Linked DNA regions of Homo sapiens: region 1 is linked to region 2. Evidence: read pairs that join two places in POLR2A ChIA-PET (ENCODE). Cell type or tissue: CD4-positive, alpha-beta T cell. All regions are shown on one strand.

The links. ChIA-PET counts read pairs that join two places held together with the same protein. Peaks named below come from ENCODE experiments on the same cell type or tissue, not always from the same donor. Only the 100,000 strongest peaks of a DNase experiment are listed, where the experiment ranks them.
Region 1: POLR2A ChIA-PET joins it to region 2 with 5 read pairs; 3 of 35 experiments call an interaction of 5 or more read pairs at or near these places.

The regions. Positions count from the first base shown.
Region 1 is chr11:45,856,976-45,859,475 of GRCh38, reverse strand. CRY2 (cryptochrome circadian regulator 2) reads right to left here. Exons shown (of 12, transcript NM_021117.5): 3 at 603-745. Among named protein-coding and RNA genes, the nearest start is that of CRY2, 11 kb to the right of the region's middle. RefSeq lists enhancers at 1-170, 1-363. In CD4-positive, alpha-beta T cell, no CTCF peak of the experiment used is centred here; a DNase peak (open chromatin) is centred at 1,225.
Region 2 is chr11:46,661,721-46,664,220 of GRCh38, reverse strand. It overlaps ATG13 (autophagy related 13), which reads right to left. Exons shown (of 19, transcript NM_001346311.2): 12 at 126-224. Among named protein-coding and RNA genes, the nearest start is that of ARHGAP1, 38 kb to the left of the region's middle. In CD4-positive, alpha-beta T cell, no CTCF peak of the experiment used is centred here; no DNase peak of the experiment used is centred here.

The DNA.
Region 1 (2,500 bases), 800 kb after region 2:
ATCCTCCAACCTCAGCCTCTTCAGTAATTGGGACTACAGGCATGTCCCACCATGCATGGCTAATATATTTATTTTTAGTAGAGACGGGGGTCTCACTATGTTGCCCAGGCTGATCTTGAACTCATGGACTCATGTGATCCTCTCAAAGTGCTGGGATTACAGGCATGAGCCAGCATGCCCAGCCTAGGAACTCATCTTAGGTACAAAAACTGGACCTGTGTGAACAGAGGTCTGTTGGAGGGGTAACAGACAGGGTCCACTGAGGTCAGAGGGCAGCTGTTGAGCAGGATGGAAGTGGGAATATGAGGCACAGGTGGGACTCGGGCATACTAGGAGCAGATTTGTAAATACCCTGAGTGTGGGTCCTCACTGCTTCCATGCTTTGGGCCTAACAAGCCTCTCTGCCACCTCAATGGGGTAAAGCTCTTTGTGACCTGTTCTACAGGTCCTGACTCTGGCCTATTCTCCTCCAGCTTCTAGAAGATGCCATGCCTCCTGGGTCAGGTAGCCCTAATGCTGAACCTCTCTGAGTTCCGCTCAGCAGGGGCCCAAATTACTAACTCTCACAATTGGTAACCTGATCCCTGGGCCCCATCTCTTACCTGTCCAGGTCATAGAGGGTATGAGAATTCTCCGTCACTACTTCCACACCAGCCTCCTTGGCCATCTTCATGATGGCTGCATCCCGTTCTTTCCCAAAGGGTTCAGAGTCATATTCAAAGGTCAAGCGGGTCACTCCCCATTCCTGTGGGGAGAGGATCTGTTATGCTCAACACTGTGTTTGGGGAGGAGGGGGAAGCTGGACTCTCAGTTCCTTCCTGGGAGAGAACAGAGCTAGTCTAGAGACCTATCTGATGGGCAGCAGAAAAAACTAGGAACAGGGATTTGATCTGGAAAGCAAACAAGCTGAGGTTCAGAAAGTTTGAGGAGGGCAGGCAGTGTGGCGAAGCCAACAGCACAGCAACAGTGGAGTTGGGAGAGAGGTAGGCAGCCTTGTGCACTTGCTGTGTCCTTGAGGTAGGAGAATGCAGCAGGAGGCCATAAATACAACGCTCCTGGGAAACCCCCAGTCCCAGAGAGTGGCACTGACTCACAGGTGGGACAGGACCACAGCCTTCTGCCTGCTCAGCAAGCTTTTCCCAGAGCTCCTCACAGCCCTGCAGACTTGTGGCCTAGTTTTCTTGGCAGAGTTGTGCTATGTGAAGTGTCTTAATTGTTTCCACAGCAACACTCCTGAGGCCAATAGCAAACAGAGCTAATAGGTTCCAGCCCTGAGAGAGTCAGGAAAGGGGAAGCGATCCTTAGTCTGGAGGTCAGAGGAAACTGACCAGAGGGGCTACATGTTGAAAAGGAGGAAGTTCTTTCCTAAGCCTTTAGTCATTTCTGGTAGGAATTTCTAGATCTCATAGCAAGCTGGCCCAGTGAATGGTTGTACAGTCAACCCACAGAAAGCCCTAGAGCATGCAACTTGCAAGAAGAAAAACACATTCTCCAAAGTCTCTGGTCATAGTCTCTGAAAGCTCTGAACCACAGGGGCAAATGTCCTAGCCATGCACAGGCTGGTCTGGTCCTGACTCAGCCCTGCCCGGGGACTGGGTCCTTAGCAGGGCCAGTTATCCCTCATTCGAGGATATCAGCATTAAACATTGATTGAGCCCTTGCTATATGCCAGGTACCATGCTTATAGTTCATATAGGTTACATCACTGAATACTCATTGTAACCTGTGAATAACAATATTATTAAATTACATTTTCTCCAAGAAGCCTTCTTGACCTCCTCCTTCAATATAATTCTTCTGCACCTTGTCTTTTTTCCACTGCAGCATGTATTATATGACAATGATACACTTGCCTGTTTCCCCTATTAGTGTGAACTCTCAGAGCAGAAACCATGTTGTCTCACTCATCATCATTACCCTTATACCTAGTATGGGGCCTAGTACCTAGCAGAAGCTCAATAAAAATACATTACATGACTGAATGGATGACCTAGCTATATCTCTGGGATATAAGTGGGTTGGCCTCTGAGTTGCTGGGGGAGAAAAAGGGCAATGTCGAGGGGAGAAGGGAGGCAAATGTATTTATATGGTATGGTGGGTAAGGATACAGCTCTAGAGTCAGAATCCAAGATCGTCACTTATTAACTTCACAACCAATGACTGTTTCCTCTCCTGTAAATCGGGATAGCAGTAGCCACCTCTTAGGCCTGCTGTGAGGAAGAACTCAGTTGATGTAAACAAGCACTGGGAACAGCGCTTGACTCATAGGCAGCCCTCAATGAATGTGGGCAATTACTAGCACTGTGTGATTTGTACATGTATGCACAATTATGTGTGGGGTTACGGGGAGGGGAATTGAAGGATGATGTATTCACTAAGCTGTTTGCCTTGACATGACTTTTCCTTTTGTCTCGGAGTTAGGGTGGGGAGGGGCATGACAATCATTGTGTGCTGCTGAGGGTGATGGCAGTCTGTCCCACAGCCCTCTGTCCATGAGTTC
Region 2 (2,500 bases):
AAGCCTCAAAATAATCCCACAGAACACTTGGGACATTTAAATAACTGTACCTTATAATTTATTTACAATTTTTAAATAAAAGGATGCCATCTGATTATATCCCCTTCTTCCCATTATGGACTCACTTGATGGGAAAAGGCCAGTCCTGCCATGGGGACCCTCAGGGTGTCCGTCACCACAGGAGTAGGGGTCTGAAAATGTGCCTTTGTGACAGTAAACACACACTGTGCACAGACACACACAGAGACAGGAGAAACAAAAAAAAAAAAAAAAAAGAAAAGGGACTTGAGAAAGAAGTGAAGAAACTCTGGAAGGGGCAGTAGCAAGAGAGGCCAGAACTGACACTGGAGTCAGGAGTGAAGCAGGGCAAGGGCGTGGGGCTGTCTTTCCAAAGGGACAACTTGGAAGATTCCTAGAGTGATGTTTATTTCAGGGCATTCCATGTATGCCTGTGTCCCTGATAAGCAGTTAGAAAACAAAGCTGAGGTGAGCTGGCTACAACTTGGCAAAACAGAGAAACTTGAGTCAACCATTAGTCTGTCTCTACTCAAAAAAGACAGGAAGTCAGACAGCAGCTTCCAACAGAAAGGTCTGACTGCAGATGCAAGGTGTGCTGAAGATGAGTAAGGATGCGGGGCTTGTAATGTTCAACTGAAAGCCTTTTTCAGGAAACCCAGAATCTGCAGGACAGTTTCAAACAGCTGAAGGGGTGGCTGGAACTTGAAGAAGCTCAGATGCATGCTTCCTACGTCATTCCAGGGAAGACAAGTGGGTGTGCAGGGGTGTGTGTATGCGTTCTTACAGTCCCTGATGGCATAGGTGAACCTGATGAAGTAAAAAGCTGGGGGCATGTTGAAAACTCTTATGATTTCAAAGCTACTTAAGGGCATAATGATTATGGTCATGATGATTATTTTGGGTCTTACTGTTCCATTTTTTTTTTTTTTTTTTTTTTGAGATGGAGTCTCACTCTGTCGCCCAGGCTGGAGTGCAGTGGTGCGATCTTGGCTCACTGCAATGTCCACCTCCCAGGTTCACGCCATTCTCCTGCCTCAGCCTCCTAAGTGGCTGAGACTACAGGTGCCCGCCACCAAGCCTGGCTAATTTTTTTGTATTTTTAGTAGAGACGGGGTTTCACCGTGTTAGCCAGGATGGTCTCGATCTCCTGACCTCGTGATCCGCCCACCTCGGCCTCCCAAAGTGCTGGGATTACAGGTGTGAGCCACCGCGCCTGGACTGTTCCAGTTTTAAACCTGACCGATTAGCTAATTAATGCTTAGAACTAGAGGCAGGACCTTAGGCCACACAGTAGGTTCATTTCTAGACTCAACTCTGTGCCCAAATGGCACAACGATCCTTATACTGTTGGCAAAACCAACAACATCACATTAACATGTATTTACTGGACTCCAGCAAAAGCTCCAATAGAAGTTGCTGAATTGAGTAATTATGCAAGTCACTAAGAAAAATACTACATTATTAACAGGAATAATATTAACAGGAATGAGGAGAAATGATAGCAAATGACTGTCTCTCTACTGCCAAGAGAAATTAGGTTCAAAATTGAGTATTTTTGTACCAAATTGTACCAGCCTTGATCAGAGGTCCCCAGGGAGTAATGATGACAGGGCTCACTTATGGAGTGCAGACTGTTGATAAGAATTTGGTGTGATCTAGTTTTAAATTGCAATAAGACACAATAAGAGACAGTTACCATTAAAAAGATAGCCTCTAGTCACACAGGCATACAAACTTTGATGCAAACACCAGGTGCAGAAACTACTAAACTTCCATTTACTTTTAGGTTCAACTTTCCATTGTATCAGGGAAACAGACAAACTGATTTGGTTAAGGCCTAGTCTCACCATCCCTCATATCTCGCAAGTTACAACTTTATTATTTATGAATCTATTACTTGTAAAACAGAACTGCTTACTGAAATTTAAATTTGACATATCTTTTAGAACAGCTGGGATGAGCTTATAAAAATAAAAAGAAAAATATTAGACATATCTACAAGTTAATTACCTAAAAACAACAACAACAACAAAAAACCCTGCTTCTATTAATGTGCACTAGGAAGAAAGTAGGTCTTTGTCTGCTTTTTTTGTCAATGCTACTCTGTGTCAGTAAGCATACAAGAAGCTCCCCTGACCAGATCACTGCTGACATTCATGCCTACATATGTTCATGAGAGCAGGGGAATGACAATTCTCAAACCCCCAAACTAAACTGTTCTGGCAACTTTAGAACAAGAATCTCTTTCACCCAAAACAAACTAGGACAATAGAAACAATAGTGATCCATGGATTCTACAACATCAATCACAGACATTAACTCCTGCTTTTGAAACAGATTACAACTGTGAGTTTATTATTTTATTTTTTTTTGAGACAGGATCTCGCTCTGTCACCCAGGCTGGAGGGCAGTGGTGCGATCTCAGCTCACTACAGCTTCAACCTCCCAGGCTCAGGCGATCCTCCCAGATCAGCCTTCCAAG